2 separate regions of the Mus musculus genome follow, and region 1 is linked to region 2. The links are chromatin loops, found by intact Hi-C in ENCODE. Cell type or tissue: heart. All regions are shown on one strand. Each heading gives the region's core, and the rest is flanking DNA. Links, peaks and the distances in the headings are about the cores only. Region 1 holds the start of Ccdc138 (coiled-coil domain containing 138). Region 2 overlaps Ccdc138 (coiled-coil domain containing 138).

The links. A loop is a pair of places that touch in the nucleus more often than their neighbours do. Peaks named below come from ENCODE experiments on the same cell type or tissue, not always from the same donor. Only the 100,000 strongest peaks of a DNase experiment are listed, where the experiment ranks them.
Region 1: a loop joins it to region 2, with 2.5 times the contacts of the local background. A loop is called at or near these places in 4 of 42 quality-filtered maps.

What each region holds. Positions count from the first base shown.
Region 1 is chr10:58,492,787-58,504,361 of GRCm38, forward strand. Ranbp2 (RAN binding protein 2) reads left to right here. Exons shown (of 29, transcript NM_011240.3): 28 at 16-350; 29 at 877-1,369. The coding sequence ends at 1,182. Ccdc138 (coiled-coil domain containing 138) reads left to right here and starts at 5,151. Exons shown (of 16, transcript NM_001162956.1): 1 at 5,151-5,276; 2 at 6,383-6,427; 3 at 6,576-6,633. The coding sequence starts at 5,184. In heart, for the core only: CTCF peaks have their summits at 3,037 (motif pointing right) and 5,299; DNase peaks (open chromatin) are centred at 5,145 and 5,365; H3K4me3 peaks cover 1,759 bases; H3K27ac peaks cover 1,603 bases.
Region 2 is chr10:58,553,164-58,564,738 of GRCm38, forward strand. Ccdc138 (coiled-coil domain containing 138) reads left to right here. Exons shown (of 16, transcript NM_001162956.1): 14 at 8,738-8,914. It also overlaps the pseudogene Gm18042. Among named protein-coding and RNA genes, the nearest start is that of Ccdc138, 61 kb to the left of the region's middle. In heart, for the core only: CTCF peaks have their summits at 6,160 (motif pointing left) and 6,865 (motif pointing right); no DNase peak of the experiment used is centred there.

The sequences.
Region 1 (11,575 bases), core at 1,224-9,223, 61 kb before region 2:
CACTCCTTATAACAGATGGAGAAGCAAAAGTAGAACAGCTTGCAGTGAGATTTAAGACAAAGGAAATGACTGAGAGTTTTAAGAAAAAATTTGAAGAATGTCAACAAAATATAATAAAACTCCAGAATGGACATACATCCCTTGCAGCAGAATTATCAAAGGACACCAATCCTGTGGTGTTTTTTGATGTTTGTGCGGATGGTGAACCTCTAGGACGGATAATCATGGAATTATTTTCAAATATCGTTCCTCAAACTGCTGAGAACTTCAGAGCATTATGCACTGGAGAGAAGGGCTTTGGTTTTAAGAACTCCATTTTTCACCGAGTAGTTCCAGATTTTATTTGCCAAGTAAGTGTCACTATACATACATCATGGTTATATCTGCTAAAACTAGACCACACCATCTTGGGAAGGTATTTCTTCTTCCCCTCATCCTCATTCATCTTGGGAATTTTCAGTTTTCCCACACTGTAACTGGACACTCTCTTTCAAACATTCAGCCTGAAAGGATCCAAATTTCTAATGCTTTGTACCTGCTAGAGACAGGAGGGAATCCCCAGACTTGACCTCCCCACCCAGAACAAAACAGCAGTACATGTATTTCTTAGTTTTCAATTTTTCTTTTAATTTTCTTTTGGGACAGGGTTTCTCTGTGTTGTGTACTTCTGGTTGTCCTGAAGACCAGGCTGGCTTCAAACTTACAGAGATCTACCTTTCTCTGCCTTCTGGGTGCTAGGATTAAAGGCATGCACCACCACTGCCTAGCTGTCAAAATGTATTCTTAAAGAAATAGAGGATTCGTGATTTGCCCTATCATTCTGTGTGTTTTAATGTTTAGTCAGTATTAACAGAAATATTTTTTTGTTTTTTTCAGGGGGGAGATATTACCAAATACAATGGAACAGGTGGACAGTCCATTTATGGAGATAAATTTGACGATGAAAACTTTGATTTGAAACACACTGGTCCTGGCTTACTATCCATGGCCAATTACGGCCAGAATACCAACAGTTCTCAATTTTTTATAACACTGAAGAAAGCAGAACATTTGGACTTTAAGCATGTAGTATTTGGGTTTGTTAAGGATGGCATGGATACTGTGAGAAAGATTGAATCATTTGGTTCTCCTAAAGGGTCTGTTAGTAGAAGAATTTGTATCACAGAATGTGGACAGCTATAAAATAATTTTTCACAGTGAGTTTTATCTATATAAGCAGTTGAATTGATGCGTAATTGTTACAGACAGTATAGTAATTATGTTCACCTTTTGAAAACAGATGTTTCCGATGTATAAATGTAAAATTGTAGCTTATAGCTGTTGTCACTTTTTAGTGTGTAATAATTGATCTTGCATGGTGTGAAATAAAAGTTTAAACACTGGTGTATTTCAGGTGTACTTATTTTTATGTACTCCTGACATATCTATATTAGAATGGCTAATACAAATTTTGTTAAAAGCAATAGAATTTCCCAGACTATTGAAGTAATATGATATATGCAACTTATTTTAATTCCTGTTAAGATATCTGGACTTCCTGCATGGTACTTATCATTGAATAAGGGGACCATAATGCAGATAATTTTATTTTAGATTTGAAATATATATATATATATATATATATATATAGTAATCTTAGCTATTCCTGTGCTCATTTATGTATAGACTGACATATGGATAGAGCCACAGAAGATAGGAGTTAACCAAAGTGCTCTTCTGTCATTTTTATGCTCCTGTGTAGTTAAAAATTAACTTTTAAGTAGGATACTGTCTTTTCTTGATATGTTGTGCTCTTTTGAAGACGTTAATTTTTACATTTTAAATAAGTTGATCATTTCCTTAGCTAGCCTTCTCTCCTTCCTCCCCATCCTCCTTTCTTCTCTTCCTTTTTTCCTTCTTTCCATTCACATTTCTGTTACCTGTCTCTACTACCTCAGAAACTTCAGCTTGGTCCTGATGATAGAATTGGATTTTTCTCTAGTTCTTGTGATAAAGTATCAATATTTTTAAAAGATCTATACCATGTTCTTTGGTTAAAGATTTGCTTTATATTAGATTGTTGCAGTACCTTTTTCTGGTGAATTTTGTAGCAGAAATAAAGTGATAATTGATAACAGCCATGACATTTAAAACATTTGATTACTTGTGCATCTAAGTTGTCTGTTCCTTCCGTAACTAGATGTGATTTCTGCCCAGTGCTCTGAGTGTCAAAGTGAAGAAATTCAATGAAGCATGGGTAAATGGTGGGAGTAACTATGAATCTCTTAAGGTAGCCAAATGAAGGAGATTCCCACTGTCCCTACCTGCTATCCATTGAAACCAGACAGCCAAGGGAATGGGCCTGGTGGAATCAGCAGGGAAAGAAGACCCTAAATGAGATCAGCTAAAGGCCAGCACTCTGAGCTCGAACTTCAACATCAAGAGTTTGATAAACACTGAAAATGTACTTGGATATGGTTTGTGTTAAGTTAGGCAAACAGAAGGGGATGTTCTTATGGGCTTACTCAATAAAGAACTAAAAAGAATCTAGTTAGACCATACAATCTTCTATTATCCAAATGTAAGTATCCAGTCATTTCTGTTGTGTCCAACCATTAGATTAGGTAAGGCAGGTTATGGCTTACTTAATGAATTTATACAATAGCAAGCACCACTATAAAAATACTTAATCTTGTAACCAGGTACATGAAATAAACCTACTTCAATTTGGCCTTGTAAAAAGAACCATGTCCATTTAGTGGCTTTTTTGGAAACCTGTGTAATATAAATTCATATAAATTTCAGCTGAGAAGCTAATGCCATATTTTTAAGTAAATGGAATTTTTAAAAATTTTTAATTTTTCTGTACCCCAAGATTGCCTTGCTAAGGTTGGACTTGAATTCTTGATCTCCACTGTGGTTACAGGCATGTGGCATGGTTGCAAATACTTTTAAGAGACATTATTTCAAAACATTAAGGCTATTAAAGACATTTTTTTAAAGATTTATTATATATACAGCATTCTGCCTGAATGTATGTCTGCAGGCCAGAAGAGGGCACCAGATCGCATTATAGATGGTTATGAGCCACCATGTGGTTGCTGGGAATTGAACTTAGGACCTCCAGAAGAGCAGTCAATGCCCTTAACCTCTGAGCCATCTCCAGCCCAAAGACCTTTCAAAAACGTGACAAAATGGCAGGTTAAACTAACTATTGCTATTTATTTATAGTAGAGGTGTTTACAACTTGATGAGTTACCAAAGGTTGTGAGCCACCATTTGGGTGCTGGGAATGGAACTCGACTCCCCCAGGAAGAACTAAAAAGAATCTAGTTAGACCATACAATTTTCTATTATCCAAATGTAAGTATCGAGTCATTTCTGTTTTCTTGTCTAATGTTCTTAATGGCTGAGCTATCCAGCTCTAACAAAGAAGTTTAAAAATAAGCTTGTGGCATTTTATATGATGCTTGATATATAAGAACAATGTGATCTGTTGTTTATTCACTGATGATGGTATAAACTCACATTGATAGGTTTTAAGCTCATTAAAATCTACCCCCAAGCCGGGCGGTGGTGGCACACGCCTTTAATCCCAGCACTCAGGAGGCAGAGGCAGGCGGATTTCTGAGTCTACAAAGTGAGTTCCAGGACTGCCAGGGCTACACAGAGAAACCCTGTCTCGGGGAAAAAAAAAAAAATAAAAAAAACAAAAAATCCAAAAAAAAAATCTACCCTGAAAACCAAAATAAAACAATTACACAGTTTAGGTGGTAGGTTTTTTTTTGTTTGTTTGTTTTAAATATTTATTATATGTAAATACACTGTAGCTGTCTTCAGACACTCCAGAAGAGGGCATCAGATTTCGTTACAGATGGTTGTGAGCCACCATGTGGTTGCTGGGATTTGAAGTCAGGACCTTAGGAAGAGCAGTCTTAACCTTGCTGAGCCATCTCACCAGCCCCTAGGTGGTAGTTTTTAGCAAAAAGTATTTTAAAAAAAGATTACTTTACATATAGGAGTACACTGTAGCTGTCTTCATATAAACCAGAAAGAGGGCATCAGATCCCATTACAGATGGTTGTGAGCCACTATGTGGTTACTGGGAATTGAACTGGGGACCTCTGGAAGAGCAGTCAGTGCTCTTAACCACTGAGCCATCTCTCCAGCTGGCAAAAAAGTATTCTTTAGGCAATGTTTTTATAGTGAGTTTTTTGTCTATTGCTAAAGTATCAACTTCTGTAAGTTAAAAAGTTATCCAGAGAATTTAGGGGCTGCTACAACACATGTCTACTATTTCTCAGTGTTAGTGTATCTCAAAGAAAAACTGAACAGGTAGGAGCTTGTGTGATAAGTTGAACACACCAAGTACTATGTGCTGTTGCATAGCTGGGAAAGAGGTTTCTGTGTTTTAAACGAACATTTTTTCATTTTATGAGGCAGATCACCCGGTAGTTGAGGCAGTTAATTGCCCCAACTGCTTATGACCCTGTAGCCCAGGCTGGCCTCCAGCCTCCACCTTCCCTGCCTATATTCGATTATTTTTGTACCACCTATGGAAACTGGCAAAGGAGTATAATCAGCAGTTAATGCGCTTAGCGCTCAGACATGTCCTGATTTTTCTGTGATTGTAAATCACTTTTGATGAAGAGACCCTGTTTAGTCTAATTTTATGTAGTGCACAGTAAAATTTACCCTGTAGTCCCTGTGGTCTCCAGCCTTGGGGAGCATTCTGGCTCTCTGCTGTGGAGAAGTTATTCGCCTTCCTGCTGGCCGAGCCAGCGCTCTCAAGGGAATCTTTCTTCTCTTCTCCCCCTCCCCCTCTCCCTCTCCCTCCTTTTTTTTTCCTTTTGGTTTTTCGAGACAGGGTTTTTCTGTGTAGCCCTGGCTGTCCTGGAACTCACTCTGTAGACCAGGCTGGCCTCGAACTCAGAAATCCGCCTGCCTCTGCCTCCCAAGTGCTGGGATTAAAGGCGTGGGCTACCACTGCCCGGCAGAACTCACCTTTTTCATGCTTCACATTTATGGCGGGTAAAAGACTTGGAACTGAGAAACTCTAAGGGGCAACCGAGAACTGGGTTGTAGTGTATCCTCCTACCGGCTTCCGGCGTCCTCGGGGGGCGGAGCCAGGCGTCGTGACGTACTGCCCGCCCTGACGTGACTGTGAACCCGGTTTCCCGGGCGACCGCAGTCAGAGACTCACCATGGAGCGCAGGGTGGTCAAGCCACCGGGACAGGATATGGTAGTGGAGCGTCTCAAAAGCCGCTACGGCCTGGCGGGAAGGTGCCCCGTGGAGGTGAGATGGGTGGAAGCCGCGGTGGGCTCTGCTGGGCGGCCGCGGGAGGTCGCTAGCCCTGCCTTCCTCGGGGAGGCTCACTAGAGAGTTCCCGCCCTCGGGGAAACCGCCTCGACGGACGGGGCGTGGCTTTGGTCCTGGTAACCAATGCTGGCGGTGACCAAAGTGCAGCAGGCACGGAAGACACTGTAGTTCCTTCTGGAAAGCATCTTACTCCGAAGTAATTGCAAACTTACAGAAAAGTTGTGGCGATGTGCATTCTTGTAGTCCTCCCTTGAGAGCGCCATTCACCAGGAGAGTCTTGCCATTTTTGAGGCGGGGCCCCCACTGAGGTCTTTGCTAATATCTTGTGAGAGGTCGGCCAGATCACATCTTCGATGAATCCTGGAAGAACAGAAGCGGGAGACCAATTACATACCTCAGTTTGCACGACCAGATTCGGTTTTTTTTTTTAAATCCTCACCCTCTGATAACAGAGTTAGGTGTTTACAGTTCAGCTGAGAAGCCTGCTTGACAGCCCAGCATGGTCAAGGTTATATAAAGCATAACAATGTTGTCTTCAAAAAAATCATCTGAGGTATGGGAACATCATTTACCCTGACTTCTCCAGAAGGTGAGCAAGGTCGCAGGCATTCCTCTGTTCCTTCCCACATTTGCTGGCTTTCCAAAACCCCTTCTTGAGAAATAGCAATATTTCCCAATGTTCCGGTGACCATGACACAAATTCATTCTATCCTCACATAACCTTAATTGAGACTCCAACACATACTCCTCTAGCTTGCTTTTCCTGTGAAGCACATTCTCTTTTAAAGCCTTATTGATATTTTCCAAGAAATTTAGTATTGTGATAATAAACAGGATAGTGTATAGTTTGTACACAGATTACCACAATGATAAAGCATACCCTGGTGCAGATACTACCTGGGGTCCGAACATTACATTTGATTGTGTGTGGTTGCCTTTAATCTACAACAGATGTCCACACCTAGTTTCTTGTAACATTAGTGCTTGCACAAGGTGGAAGACGTGTGTATTAGAATGTCTCTCAGTTTGAGTTTGTCTAACGGATAGCTTCTGATTTGATTCTGGTTTTGTATTCTTGGCAGGAAAACGACATGACTGGTGTGTGGGCTGCTCTGATGAATCAACAGGTACATGCTGTTTGTCTAATTAGTGATGCTGATCTTGGGTTGAGTGGTGCCCCTAGGTTTGTCCATGCTAACCTTTGTAATTATGGAAAAGTATTTTAAGAGAATAGGTCTTAGTGTTTAACTTAAGTGTATCTTTCTCCTCACCTAGCATGAACTTTCAGATTTTGACCAGACTAAATATAAAAGAAGAATTGTGACCTCCCCAGGTAAGCCAAAAGAAAATTTTGTATATTTGAGTATTTTAACAAATTTAACTTGAGAGAGATTTATAGAAATGTTTAGACCTAGGCTTATTGTTACTCATTTTTCATTAAAAAAAATATTCAGTCTGATAATCACCTAATTGTGAATTTAGAGTTGAATGTGTGAGATGTCTTCTAAAACTAAATTTATCGAGGGATTTTGGTGTGTGTGTGAGATGTAATTTATAATATGCGTGCCTTTTACTTTTCTTTTGTGGTACTGGGAGTCGAATCTAGACTATTAATCAGTTCTGAGGAAGTTGATCAGTGCTTAGCAAGTGCTCAGTCACTAAACCATGTCCCCAGCTGGTATGTTTGCTTTTGAAAAATGTTAAAAAAAATTGTACAGAATATACTGCACGGAAAATACTAGTAAGTTTTATTTAGGCAAGAAAGAATGTACCAGCCGGGCAGTGGTGGCGCACATCTTTAATCCCAGCACTTGGGAGACAGAGGCAGGCGGATTTCAGAGTTTGTGGCCAGCCTGGTCTACAGAGCAAGTTCCAGGACAGCCAGTGCTACACAGAGAAACCCTGTCTTGAAAAAACAAAACAAAACAAAACAAAAAAAGAATATACCAGAATGAAAAATAAAGGGAAAATTTATCAAGTTGGCTTGTAATGTTTTTTGATAAGCTGAAACATTTTATGGTAATAAGTATTAAAAATTAATTCATTAACTTGTTAATACTTCAGAGCTAATATTTATTAGTTAAACATAATAATCATTAAACTTTGGTAGTTGCAGCATGAATAGTGTCTTTAACTTCATCAAGATATGGGAGTTGGGACTGAGAACTGGCTGGGACCTGAGCTGAGTCTGAGGACTGAATGGAAACTGGCTGGGTCTGAAGACTGGCTGGGACTGAGCTGGGTCTGAGCTGAGTCTGAGGACTGAATGGAAACTGGCTGGGTCTGAAGACTGGCTGGGACTGAGCTGGGTCTGAAGACTGGCTGGGACTGGCTGGGTCTGAGCTGGGTCTGAGGACTGAATGGGTCTGAGGACTGGCTGGGTGTACTGGCTAGTTTTGTGTCAACTTGACACAGGCTGGAGTTACCACAGAGAAAGGAGCTTCAGTTGGGGAAATGCCTCCACAAGATCCAGCTGTAAGGCATTTTCTCAATTAGTGATCAAGTGGGGAGGTCCCCTTGTGGATGGTGCCATCCCTGGGCTGGTAGTCTTGGTTCTATAAGAGAGCAGGCTGAGCAAGCCAGGGGAAGCAAGCCAGTAAAGAACATCCCTCCATGGCCTCTGCATCAGCTCCTGTTTTCTGACCTGCTTGAGTTCCAGTCCTGACTTCCTTTGGTGATGAACAGCAATGTGGAAATGTAAGCTGAATAAACCCTTTCCTCCCCAACTTGCTTCTTGGTCATGATGTTTGTGCAGGAATAGAAACCCTGACTAAGACACTGGGACTGGCTGGGACTGAGCTGGTCTGAGGACTGGCTGGGACTGAGCTGGTCTGAGGACTGGCTGGGTCTGAGCTGGGTATGAGGACTGACCGGGTCTGAGCTGGGTCTGAGGACTGGCTGGTAGAGTGGAGAGCTGTATAGGTCTGATTTATACAAGTCAAGGGGCTCAGTCTAATTTCCAAAATACGTTACATAATGGTAGGAGACAAACTGCACTCTTGGATAAAAGCATAAATGAACTTGATAAGTTTAAAAAAAACTGAAATACCCTGTCTGCAAGGATTTGAGTTACAGCACTTTCAGGAAAGTTACGTGTGATATTAAAGGCAGAATGGTTACAGTTTCTGGAATATCAGAATTAGGTCTGTAGACAGATCAATTAAAGGAAAAAAAAAAGAGGTAACCAGTTAAAGTTGGTTGTAAGCAGTAGTCAAAAATAGCCGGGCGTGGTGGCGCACGCCTTTAATCCCAGCACTCGGGAGGCAGAGGCAGAGGCAGGTGGATTTCTGAGTTGGAGGCCAGCCTGGTCTACAGAGTGAGTTCCAGGACAGCCAGGGCTACACAGAGAAACCCTGTCTCGAAAAACCAAAAAAAAAAAAAAAAAAAAAAAAAAAAGAAAGAAAGAAAGAAAGAAAAGAAATAACTGCAAATACTCTGGATCTTTAGAATTTATTAGAAGAAAGGAATTATTTCCACCTCTAACCCAGACAATGAAGAGAGATTAAAAGGCTTTAGAGATTAGCAGACTTTTAAAAAAGATCGACTTGGACTAAAGTGTGTATTCACTGAGTTTATAGTCACTAGTGGTAACCCTAAAACTGTAAGCATCCTTTGAGACCTGAGTCTTAATGACTCAATATGCACTGATTGATTGTGCTTCTTGAGTTCACAGCAGAACTTCTGGAGACCAGCAGTTTTCAAATTTCTTGCCGGTGTCTGTATAGCTTTACTTTGTGGTCTATAATTTATAAATATCACTCGAAAACTGTTTTTTTTTTTAGTTGAGAATCATTTTGTAACAGAATTGTCAACTGTTATATACCTGAAATTCTTTGGTACTGTGTGATGTTTCTGTGTTGTATGAAGAAAGCTAGAAATACTACACCCCCAAATATGTCCCTTAAGTTTAAATACTATAAGAAGCACTAGAGTCAGAAAAACTTCATGAGATGGAGAAGATGGCTTAGTTGGCCAAGTACTTGCTTTGAAAGCATAAGGACTCCAGTGTGGGCCATCCAGAATATGTGAAATCCAGTGTGGGTCATCCAGAACATGTCAAACCCCCGTTCGGCAGTATGCCCTTGTAACCCTGTTCCTGGGAAGGTGGAGATAGGTGGATTCCTGGGACTTGCTGGCCAGTGTCTCATCACTTGTTTAAGAACCTAATCTTTGTTGAAGATTCTATGTATGTCAGATGTCTAAGCCATGCTTTGAATAATCTTTCACTGAAGCTTCTCTGTGTGAAGTGTACTGTGCATTAATAAACTTGCTTGCTTTACTCTTGTTAGGTTGTCTTTGGTCACCAGTGTTTCTCCCAGGTATGAATTTATGAGAGTTGAAGATAGATTGTGTTTGTTCCCTGACAGATATATTTGTTTAATTAAAAATTTAGGGGAGAATTGATAAAGCATGTGCCCTTTATACAGTGACTGAGGTCATACTGCAGCAAGCATTGCAGCAGACCCCTTCTTCCACCCAACCTCTATTCCTTGGAGACTCTGCCTCTTGGTGCGGGTCCAGGGCATTCTTACCTGTCCCATCTGACTCTCAGCTTTCCTTTTCCCCATCTCCACTGCTTTGTGTCAGCTGCAAATCTTGAGAAACTTCCTACCAGGGACCCCCTCAATAGCTACACTGTGCTGGGACTCAGGTAGGCAATCTTCACTATGCTTCCTGTTCTCCATTCCGATCTCTGCAAATTTACTCTTAGTCCTGTAGCACCCTGGCGACAGGAGCCTGTCCTCCCACCCCACCTCCCTTCTTTGAGGTATCCACCTCTTGATGTAGACCCAGGGTTCCCTTAACCACTGACCTACTCAGCGTTCCCCTCTAGCTCATCTCCATTCCTTTGTGTCACCTCAACTTGCAGAAGTACTCTCTGCTGTACTAGCCTAGCCATAGCAACCGTACTAGCCTAGGATCTAGAATGGACAGCAGCTATTAAGGAATGGAACACCCACCCAGCAAAGATAAGACCAGGTATCTACACCAAGAAATACCTCAAACATCAAAACTCTAGATGCCTGGATCCCAGCACAAAAGCACAACCATGAACAGCCATGACAATATGCCTCCTTCAGAAGCCAAGCATTCCTGTTGTAACAGGCTGAGAAATACAGTGTAGAAATACAATGTAGCTGAAGCATAAGAAAGGGACTTCAGAATAATAGTTATAAATATGTTCAAGAACCTTAAAGAGGATTTAAATAAATACCTTAAATGACATCTCTGAAAACACAGTCGAATGAATTAATGAACAGTCTAAGACATGAAAGAAGAAATAGGGGGATGGAGAACTAGCTCAACAGTTAAGAGCACTGTCTGCTCTCCCAAAGGTCCTGAGTTCAATTCCCAGCAACCACATAGTGGCTCACAACCATCTGTAAAGGGATCTCTTCTGGTGTCTTTGGAAACAGCTGTGGTGTACTCGTATAAATAAAATAAATCTCTTTAAAAATGCAAAAAACAAAATAGAAAGTAGACATAGAATTGCCAAAAAAAAAAAAAAAAACTCAACTGAAATAAAACTAGAAGTTAAAAACTTAGCTAATCAGCTGGGCGGTTTGGCGAACGCCTTTAATCCCAGCACTCAGGAGGCAGAGGCAGGCGGATTTCTGAGTTCGAGGCCAGCCTGGTCTACAGAGTGAATTCCAGGACAGCCAGGGCTATACAGAGAAACCCTGTCTAAAACAACAACAACAACAACAACAACAAAAAACAGCTTAGCTAATCAAAAATTTCAGAGATAAGCCATTAATTGTAATTTTTAACAGATTCCAAGACATGGAAGAGGGAGTGTCAGGTCTTGAAGACAAGGTAGAGGAAGGATAGATAGCTCTGTCAAAGAAAATGTTGAATCTTAAAAAAAAAAAAAATAGATTTTTAGGCACAAAATTCCCAGGAAATCTGGGACATTATGAAAATACCAAACCTATATATAATAGGTGTAGAGGAAGTAGAAGAAACCAGGTCAAAGGTAGAGAAAATATTTCTAATAAAATCATAGAAGAACATTTTCCCAAGCTAGAGAAAGAGGTGCTTATTAGCATATAAGAAGCTTTCAGAACACCAAATAGACAGGAAAGAAAAAGTTACCCTGACAAATAATAATCAAAACAAAACACTAAATGTACAGAACAAAGAAAAAAGATATTAAAAGCTGCAAGGGAAAAGGACTAAGTCACTTATTAAGGCAGGCTCATTAGAATAACACCTCAGTGGAGACTCTGAGAGCCAGAATTGCTTACAAATTCTGAAAGATCACAGGTGCCAGT
Region 2 (11,575 bases), core at 2,088-10,087:
TACACAGTAATAATCATTCATTGTTAGGTTGGTGAATTGGTGAGTGTTTTAGAGTTACATGCAGTGATGTGGGTCAACAATAGACTACCCAACTATTCCACACTTAAAGAAACACAGGAGACACAAAGACCTATTCCAAAACTCCACCCTAGTGGGTGGTGACTTAGGAAAGCTGAACCCTGAAGTTCTTGCCCAGATTGCAGGCAGTGCCACCAGAGGGTCTCCTTTATATGCCTACTGCCATGTTTTCGTAGTACGTAGAACTCAGCTTCATAAAGACATTGTAAGCAAGTCCGTAACATACTTTGAGCATGCCTTCCCCCATACACCATTCTCTCCCCTTTCCCTTGCTCCTTCCCATCCGTCCCCTGTGTTCCCCAGACAGCACTGCATTACTTTCATGCCTTGTGTGCATACATGATTTATATAAAATCCAGGGCCCACAAGTAAGGGAAGACAAGCTGTCTTTCTGAGACAGGCTGACTTAATATGGTAATTTACTGTTCCATCCGGTTTCCTACAAATGACAGTTTATTCTTCTTCATGACTGAATAAAATTCCATTGAGCATACATACCACATGCTCTCCACTCCTAGACACACCCAGGTTGGCTTTATAACTCAGCTTTTGCAAACAGTACCGCAAGTGCAACATTACTGTGCAAGTGTCGCCGTGATGGGTACTTGGACCCCCTGGGGAAGTTCACATGAGTTGGGTAGCTGGGCCACAGAGTACATCTGTTTTAAATTTTTTGACATACTTCCAAACTGGTTTTCATAGAAGCTGGCCAGGTTAACATTCTCCCAAGCAGTGTATATAATGATCTAGCCCTGAGGTAGGGTTATGTAGGGGTGTGTGTGTGTGTGTGTGTGTGTCCTGAATTTTTTGCCAGCATTTATTGCTATTACTTTTCTTTTTAGGTTTCATTTATTTATTTTATGCATATGAGTACACTTTTGCTGTCTTCAGACACACCAGAAGAGGGCATCATATCCTATTACAGATAGTTGTGAACCACCATGTGGTTGCTGGGAATTGAACTCAGGACCTCTGGGAGAGCAGGCAGTGCTCTTAACCATTGAACCATCTCTCCACCCAGTACTTCTTTTCTTAAGGACTGCCATCCTGACTAGGGTGAAAAGGAATCTCGTTGTAGTTCTATTTGTGTATCTCTGATGGCTAGTAAAATTGAACATTTTTCTTTATGTTTTTGTCCACGTGTGTTTCATCTTTTTAAAGAACTGACTGTTTCTTTCATTGGCCCATTTATTGATTGGGATTTTAAAATTTTCTTTTTATTTCACTTTTGAGCATATAACCTCTGTAAGGTGTATAGTTGAAACCGTTGCCCATTCAGAAGCTATCTCTTTGGTTCTACTATGCAGATGCCTTTGAAGTAATGATATTGCACTTGGCATTGTTTCCTGAACAGTTGGAGTGCTTTCCAGAAAGTTGCTGCCCTACCTACATTGCGGGTGTCCACCCTGCCTTTTGCTCTCCCAGTTTGAGTTTGAGGTCTTGCACTGAGGTCTTTGATCCATGTGGAGCTTCTTTTTGTCATAGGACGAGAGAGGGGGATCCACTGTCATTCTTCTACCTGGGAATGTGGAAGAAATATTCCAGTTTTGGGGGCACATTTTTGGAAGAGGCTGTCTTTATTATATACTTGGCATCTTTGCCCACATTCAAGCGGCTGTAGCTACATGGGCTTATGTTTGAGTCATCTGGTGATTTTTAAAGCTGTCGCTCATGAATAAAAGGAATGTACTACTCTCCAGGAGGCATATAATTAACTGCCTAACTTACATCACCTACAGCATCCTTTGTCCTTAAGCACATCTATATGCTTATCTTTTTTCTTGAACTTGTAAATTTTTTAAAGAATTGCATAATGCATAGAATGCATCTTGCTTATGTACCCCTCATCCTCCTCCTCCGTTGCCTCTACCCTAACCTCTCCTAACACCCCCCTCTATGAAATGGATGTTCTCCTTTTAAAATATTTCTGATCCCCTGCCATACTGCCAAGGACACGTCCCTACCAGTGTTGCTTTTGATTTCCATTTGTAACTTAGAGGAAACGTACACAGTGTACAGAGTTCTTGATGTTCGTAGATGAAGGAAGAGGATGTCCTCAAATTCCTTGCCACAGGAACCCAACTTGGGTAGAACCAATGTTGAATTCTAGATGGTGCATCCGCAGAAGGAAAAGTGATGCTATCTATTGACATCTTAAATCCGAGAGGGCCTGGGGAAGTTGTGGTCTGCAGCTCGAGCTATCATTGCCTGCGGATGGCTTCATCATCTTCTTTGGGAACACTAGCCAGCAAGCCATGCTGTTGTTTGCTGCTGCTGTCACCAGGGCCACTCCAATTGCTGCCTCCTTCATTCCTGGGACTTTAACCAACCAGATCCAGACAGCCTTTATGGAGCTTCCTCTTTTGGTGGCCACTGATCCTACCAGCCCCCATCTTATGCCAACCTGCTTATCACGCTCTGGGTAACACAGATTCTGCTCTGCACTAAGTGGACAGTGCTACCCCAAGCAATAACAAAAGGGGGCTCACTCAGTGGGTCTGATGCAGTGGATCCTGACTTGGGAAGTTGTGTGTATTCTTCTGTGGGCACCCGTGGGCGGTCACGCCCAGTCTCTTCCTCTACAGAAACCCTGAAGAGATGGAGAACAAAAAGCAAGCCACCACTGAGAAGTGGAATCAGGGTGAATGAACTATGCCAGCTCCTGAGTTCACTGCTCCTCAGCAGTGGTCTGAAGGTGTGCAGGTACTCTCTGTGCCTCTCCAAGAGATCTCTACTGAGGACTCTACTGAGTGCCCAGCTGTCCCCCCGAGGACTAGTCAGCAGCCCCACATACGGGCCACTGAGTGGTCATGAGCTTTTCTACACACATGTGAGCAAAGGGAAGGATGATGGAGGGAAAGAAAGTTTCTAAAAGCTGGAAAAAAAATAACACACTGAATCAGAGTAGGAGTGCCCAGATGTGCATGGGTGTGGAGTTGCCCACTGAGGCCTGGGTAACCAACCTATCAGTGGCCACTCCTCAAAGAAAAGTGACTGTCCCTCTCTCTGCCAGCAGCGGTCACCTGCCAGGACCTCCTTAGCCTCTCCCCATATACCCATATAATGTACTTTCATCAAATCTATGCCTCATTCCTGACTTTCCCTCTATACTTTACCACGTCTCCCATCAACTTCATGAATTCTTCTTTTAAAACTCACCCAGTTCACTTAGTGCTGCCCTAATGTGTGTGGGTGCAGAGCCATCTCCTGGAATGTGAGTGGTTTCCCAGGCCACATCCTCTCCTTCAGTTGCCACTAGTTACCTAGGTGTAGGATTCTGTAGCCTACCTTTTTCCCATCCATGCTGAGCCCATGTCTTTTAATCACAAATGTATTTTATTTAACTTCAGATCCATATGTATAGACTAAGTCTGTTATTTTAAAGTGGTCTGTGTATCTTTAAAAAAAAAACACATACACACACACAACTTTTTAGCCAGTCAGCACTTAAACATGATATCAATGGAATGTTTCATTCATTTATATTTGCCACTGCAAATATTAACATAGACATATACATGCCTTAGCATTTTTAAAATGTACAATAAACTAACCAATTTGACACTGATGTATGAAAGGATATGCCATCCTAATTTTAGCAGACATTGCCATCTTTTTCAAAAAGTGAGACTATTATATCCTTTCCTCTAGTGTGTGTGTGTGTAAATATGTTTGTGTGTTTTGTATATGTGTGTGGATGTGTGTATGTGGATGTGTGTGGGGTGTATGATATGTATTGGTGTCTGGGGAGTGTTTGTGTGTGTGTATACCTACATGTACATGTGTTTGTGTGTGTGTATGTCTCTGTGTATGTGGTGTGCATGTACATGTGTGTGTAAGTATGTATGTCTGTTTTATATATATGTGTGTGTGTGTGTGTGTGTGTGTGTGTGTAGGTATCTGTGTGTATGTGTGTGTGTGGTGCCATTTCTTGAACCATCCATTCCAGCATTTAGGGTTACTGATTTTTTTTTAGTACTTTCCAGTCTTATTTAATGAAAATATGACTTCATATAATGACTTTGTTTGGGTTTGTCTTTGAGATAGGGTCTAACTATGTAGATAAGACTAGCCTGCAACTCACAGAGCTTTTCTTGTCTCTGCCTTGTGAGTGCTGGAACTTAATGAGGTGTAGCACCACTCCAACCTTTTGCATGTATGTAATTTATCAGTTTCTTTTCTACAGGTTTTTCTGTTGATAGCCTTGATCTCTTTTCTGCTAGATGATTTCTCTCTTACTGTTTTAAAATTATGTCAGTCCTTTATCTTTCATGGTTTTAAGAGGATTTCTTGTTATTGAATGTATGAATGCTGTGCCTGTGTGCATATATGTGACTGGTACCCATGGAGGTCCAAAGATCTGTCCTGGGTCGCCTGGAACTGGGTTGCAAGTGGTCGTGAGCTGCTATGTGGGTGCTGGGAACCTAACCTGGGTCCTTTGCAAGTGCTCTTAGCTGTGGAGCCAGCCCTCCAGCACCACAGGTAACTTAATTTTTAAAAAAAGATTTATTTATTTTATTATATGTAAGTACACTGTAGCTGTCTTCAGGCACCCCAGAAGAGGGCATCGGATCTCATTACAGATGGTTGTGAGCCACCATGTGGTTGCTGAGATTTGAACTCAGGACCTTTGGAAGAGCAGTCAGTGCTCTTAACCACTGAGCCATCTCTCTCTCTAGCTGTCTTCAGACACTTTTTTCTTCTCTCCAGGCTAGCTCACTCTGACCCGCCCCACTACTTTTTGACATGGGCAGATCATGTCTTTTTCAGTTTCCATCATGATATTTTAGACAGGTGGGCTTGAGACATCTCATTGTATGTCAAGGCTCATCTGGAACTTTAGATCCTTGTCCTCATTGTCCCAAGGCCTGGGGGTTATACATGTGTAACACTGGCCTAGTTTACTTCCCTCCCCTCCCCCTTTGGTTTTTCAAGACAGGGTTTCTCTGTGTAGCTAGCCCTGGCTGTCCTGGAACTTACTCTGTAGACCAGGCTGGCCTCGAACTCAGTAATCCACCTGCATCTGCCTCCCGAGTGCTGGCATTAAAGGCGTGTGCCACCATTACCTGTCTCTAGTTTACTTTTTAAAAGCTTAAATGAAAGAATTAATGTAAAAGTTTAGCAAAGATTGTCATATAGTATGTTCTTAATTAGGCAATTGTTATTATCAATAGACATTGTTAATTTTTAAGAATTGGTTTTACTTGAGATCCTAATTAAGGTTTTTTTTAGACTGTATTAGCTGTCTTTTGATATAATAAAATACCAAGCAAGTAACTTAAAACAACATATATGGGGCTGAAAGGTGACTGAGCATTTAGGAGTACTTGCTGCTCTTACAGAAAACCTGGGTCTGGGGCTGGTGAGATGGCTCAGTGGGTAAGAGCACCCGACTGCTCTTCCGAAGGTCCGAAGTTCAAATCCCAGCAACCACATGGTGGCTCATAACCATCCGTAATGAGATCTGACCCCCTCTTCTGGAGGGTCTGAAGACAGCTACAGTGTACTTACATGTAATAAATAAAATAAATAAATAAATCTTTAAAAAAAAAAAAAAAGAAAACCTGGGTCTGGTTCCCAGCACCCAGGTAGGATAGCTTACAGTTGCCTCTAACTTTAGCTCCAGGGCATCCAATGCCTTTTTCTCTGTGGGTACCAGGCATGCATGTGGTGCACACATACACAGAAAACAAGACGAAATCTTTTAACAATCCACTCAGTTTACTGGCTTACAGGCCCCTGCATTGGGAATTTGAGCTGGGCTTAGCTCCCTGATCTTTTCTGCACTGATTTTCCTCTCATCGTGGGATCTATTCTGGATCTTCCAGAAGACTCAGAAGCCCCTGAGGCTGGGTGCTTGTCCACAAGACATCAGTTTTAGTGTGCTCTGGCCAAGTCACCAGGTTCGGCAGGGGTCAGAGCTGGCAGCAGAGCTCCTTCCTCATAGGAGTCGCTGCAGAGAATTTCTCACCTTTAAAAAAAAATCTACCATGATTGAGATAAACAGATTGGCTTCTGTTGAGCAGCGCACAGCACCTGTAACCAGTTCCAGACGATCGCACACCCTCTAGTGGCCTCTTCAGGCACCACATTCATGGACACGTTCCCTCTATTCCCCACATATACATATACAAGTAAATAAAGACTTTTCAAAAGATAAGACCGCTTTTGAAAAAAAAAAAAAACAAATACTATTTTCTACCTGTGAAAACTGCTAAGAGACAACTTTTTCCTCATTTTTAAAAATTGAAAATAATTTTTTCATTGACTATATTCTGATCATGATTTCTTCTCCCTCATCTTCTCCAAGATCCTCTGCACTAACCTAACTCTACTCCTGTTTCTCTTTAGAAAACAAATAGCCAAAACAAAACAAATTTTTTAAATAGAAAGAATTAGCACAAGAAACACACACACACACCATAAAAACACAAAAATAAGAAACTGTAATATACAAGCAAAAGACCAGACCAAAAGATTAAAGAAAAAGAAAAAGGAATGAAAGAAGAAAGAAAGATGGATGGTCTTTTTAAGTTTGTAAGTTAAATATTTAACAAAAAAAGTACCATGAAGCTGGATGCAGTGGCGAACATGTACAATCAGCTCTAGAGAAACCAAGGCAAGTTTCTAGAGAAACTCAGGCACATTTAAGGCTAGCCTGATCTACACATGATGTTTCAGACCAGGCAGACCTCACACAGTAAGACTATTAACAAACAGCCCTGTGATAATCACTCCACTTAATCCTGCTAGCCATTGCAGGTAATCTCAAGTACAGTAGAGGGCGCTGCTGTGAAGCTTATTTCTGTGAAGACAGCAGGCTTCTCTAGTATATCTGTATTGTTGCTTTTTAAAAAACGTTTGGGCCTGCCAGATGACTTGGTGCCTAGGGTGTCTGCTGAGCAAGCGTAAGGACCTGAGGTTAGGTCTCTAACATCCATATGAAAGCTGAGCACAGCAGTGTGTATCTCTGACCCCAGCAGTGAGGGCTGTAGGCAGGTGTAATGCTTGGGCTCACTGGCCAGCAGCCTGTGTAACCAGAATGCTGAGAACAAGTTCAGTGAGAGACCCAACTCAAAACAAAGAAAAAAGAGGCCAGGGGCCATGAATTTGAGCGTGGGGATGTACATGGGGGTTTGGGGAAGAATGAGAAAGGGAAAATGATATAATTATATTTTAATTTTTTTTTTTTAAACAGGACAGAAAGACACCTGTGTCTGTCCTCTGCATGGACATGAACAGGGGAACATACACAAACGAGAGCTGGGAGCCAGGCGGCTCGGAATAGAACCTAGCCATTTGCTTCGTATGCATTTGTTTGCAGAGTTTCATTTATAAGTAAAAGATTAAGTATGACAGTAGTGTTCCTTAGTTTTTATTAGTGGGCGCCAGAATTGTCCGTTCCTGTGGAACTGGAGCCTAGAGGGGGTTGTGAGCCACCCAACACCACAGCTGGGCACTGAACTTAGGGACTTCACCAGAGCATGACAGTCAGGCCGCTGTTGCTTCAGTGGGCACAGCTTGCCTAACAGATTGGTATTGTAGCTTGTAAGGTTCATGGCTGTATAAGACAACGGTTACACTGGCCTTTTCCTCCAGCAGCCTGCTCTCTAAGAGCCATTCTAGTTCTGGTCTTGGTAAAATCTTGCTGTCTTTCATAATAATGGGTGGGTTACAGAATGTAGTGGACCAGAGGATAGCCCGGTTTTTTTGAAATTGTTTTTGAATGGTGTGATATTTGCTCTTTAGTAAGAGACAGAAATCCTTGTTTAAAACTCACTGAGCAAGTTTGTGTATAGTGACAGTTTTAAATGAGGGGGCATTTAGAAGTCAGTAGTAAGGTATATGACCTTAGAAGCTATTTTAAAGATACAAATACTGGGCTGGAGAGATGGCTCAGTGGATAAGAGCACCAACTGCTCTTCCAGAGGTTCTGAGTTCAATTCTTAGCACCCACATCGTGGCTCACAACCATCAATAGTGGGATCCAATGCCCTCTTCTGGTGTGTCTGAAGACAGCTATAGTGTACTCATATATATAAAATAAACAAATCTTTAAAAAAAGATATAAATACTAATATTGTTTAAATTCATAAAAGTATGTGGTTATTATAACCAAATACGGCAATGTATACTATTGTACTATTTAATAATAATTATAATAATATGTAAATAATAATACTACTATTTAATAATAATTAATATCATTACTTTTCCTTTTTTAGTATAAAAAACAAAATTGAGTTATTATTATTATTATTATTATTATTTTGGTTTTTGAGACAGGGTTTTTCAGTGTAGCCTTGGCTGTCCTAGAACTTGCTCTGTAGATCAGGCTAGCCTTGAACTCACGAAGATCTGCCTGCTTCTTCCTCCTGAGTGCTGGGATTAAAGGCATGTGCCACCATTGCTCAGTGGGGCTTATTTTAATACTGAAATACGAATATGCTAAATGAGTTTATGCCGTTGTAATTGGACTGCCTTTTCTCTCTCCTGTTCCATAGAGTTCAGTGAGGGGGGTGAATCTAAACTTAGGACCTCTTGTTATTTAATTCTTTTATATTTTTATTTTACTAAAGTGATGGTTCTTTTTGTTTAGCCTTCTGTTTCTGATTGAATAACTGACGCACAGGCGGTTGATTGTTTGTGTTGTTTCTAGCTGACTACCTAGCTCAAGCGTTTGACTCCCTTTGTTTGGACTTGAAGACAGATGAAGGAAAAACCTTATTTTTGGAGTACCAAGCCATTCCAGTAATCCTAAAACACCTGAGAATATCCAGTAAAGGGCTCTTATCCAATGTCATCGACAGCCTGCTTCAGATGACAGTAGAGTCAAGTAAGTTTTTATCTTGTATGTCTGTAAAGAAATGATGCTTGCGTTTCCCTCTGATCAGAACGTGTTAACCTCATACACCAGGCACTTCTGCACAGTGCTGTAAATGGTGGCTGTTTGGCAACTTGACACACGTGTCATACCTTGTTGTGTGCCCCAGCCCCCTGCCCTCCTCTGTGCCCCTTTACCAGCTGGCTTCGGTCTTCCTCCAGCTAGTCCTCCTTTGTCCCTTCCTAGCACGTTTCCTGTTGTCATTCCTATTTCCCACATCCCCTGCAACCTCTTCCTCCCCTCTCATGATTCCTTTTCTACTTCAGTATCCTGCAAAAACAAACATATAGCTATAGCTATATACCTGTGCACATAACCTAAAATGTAAGCTCCTGTATGAGAAATAATGTGATCTTTGTCCCTGAGTCTGGTTTATTTCATTTTTCATAATTCCATTTGCATCTGTTTTCAGAAAATGTCATGATCTTGTTTTTCTTTATGCCGTATAAAGTTCCCTCAAGTATGTGCATATGCCACGTTTTCTCTTAACTCACCTGTTGATGGACTTGAAGGATTCGTCCATTTCCCAGCTGTTGTGAATAACGCAGCTGTGAACACGGATGCACAGAGCTCTGTGGTGTGCTGACCTAGTAGTGAAGATGGGTGACAGCGTAGTTCTATATTTAGTTTTTTTGGGATCTCCATACTGATTTCCACAGTGGCTTCTCAGTATTTCCAAATTCCTAACATGTTGCTCTTTGAGATTCAGGGACAATAAATCAGTATCTCAGGAATTCTCAGAAATTTCAGAATGGTGGCTTTGTACACATTTCCTACTTCATTCTGTGTTAACTGGATGGCTAAAACTCATATTCAAACATAAAATACACTAAATTAAGGAGTATTTACAAAGAACTACATCCTACAGGAATATTTAAACAGCAAAAATCATAATTTAAAATTTATATCTCCCAGTCAGTTAATAGCAGCCCCTCTTGGAATCACAAAGTGGCCACCACCCACTGAAGCATGTACTTTGCAGTGAAGATGTGTTACGCCTGGGAAAGAATTCAGAGGACTTAACTGCCTAGAGTATACGTGGGAACTCACTAGTGGGCCTTTTCTCTGTCTCACTGCCTTTCTTGTTCCTGGTGCTAAATGCCGTACTCACATGTATATTTGTTTTTATATATACATGTACACATTGTGAGTTAGGATCCACACATGAGGAGAAAATGTATTTGATTGATTTTTTTTCTCCCCCTGAGATTAGGAGACCTTGCTTAATATTATGTATTATATAAGTCCATCCATTTTCTGCAAGTTCTGTAATTTTGTTTTTCTTTAGAGCTAAATAGTACTCCATTTTCTATATGTTTAGATTTTTATTACTCATTCACTTTTTGAAGAGCACCTAAGTTGTTTGCATTTTCCTGCTGTATTAAATATAGCAGCAGTGAACATGGGTGCAGCTCTTTCTGCTGTAGCATAAGGAGTTCTCTGTGCTATGGCCAGGAGGACAATAGCTGGAGCTATAGTAGGTCTGTTCCCAGTTTTCTGAGGCTCCGCCAGGCTGATTCTCACCATGGTTGTGTGGACTCCCACCAGCAGTATATAATGGCTCTTCTTTCTTTCCATCCTCGAATATTTGTCAGATTTCTTGAATGACAGCCACTCTGACTGGGCTGAGGCGTTGCTTCAAAGCAGTTCCCTGATGACTAGGGATAGTGAACATTTTAAAATGGTTATTGGCCCTTCAGTCATTTTGTCTTCCTTCCTTCTTTCCTTCCCTTCCCTTCCCTTCCCTTCCCTTCCCTTCCCTTCCCTTCCCTTTCCCTTCCCTTCCCTTCCCTTTCCCTTCCCTTTCCCTTCCCTTTCCCTTCCCTTTCCCTTCCCTTTCCCTTCCCTTTCCCTTCTCTTTCCCTTCTCTTTCCCTTCCCTTTCCCTTCCCTTTCCCTTCCCTTTCCCTTTCCCTTTCCCTTTCCCTTTCCCTTTCCCTTTCCCTTTCCCTTTCCCTTTCCCTTTCCCTTCCCTTTCCTCCCTTCCTCCCTTCCTCCCTCCCTTCCTTCCTTCTTGCTATAATTCATTATCCCATTTGTTGATTTGCAATTTCATATCCTAGGTATTTAATTTCTGCAGTTCTTTGTAAATTCTGGTTATTTGCTCCATGTCTGGAGTATAGCTGAAAAGGTTTTTTTCCCATTCTCTAACCTGTTTGTGGACTCTGCAGATGTAGCCCCATCTGTTGATTTTGGGGGCTAGTTTTTGTGCTCTTGAAGTTCAATGTCCAGAAAGTTCTTGCCCACCTTAGTGTCTTGAACAGAATTCCCTGTGTTTTCATCTAGAAGTTTCAGCTTTTATTTTTCTTTTCTTATTTTTCCTAGTACAGTGTGTTTTGTGTTTGATCATACACACTCCCTTTCCCAACTCATCTCAGATCCACCCTCTTTCCTGTCCACCTCTTTGTTCTCCTCCTACCAAGGCCAGTTGGTGCTGCCCAACTGTTCTTGGCTGTGTGCTTCTTCCTTGGAGCTTGTTTGGCATACCAGGGGTTACACTCTTAGAAGAGACTGCCTCTTCTTTTCAGCAGCTAGCTTTGCTAATCGCTCCATGGTTAGAGGTGGGATTTTATGCCTAACTCCCTGCTTCATGCTGAGATTTGGTCTGGTTCAA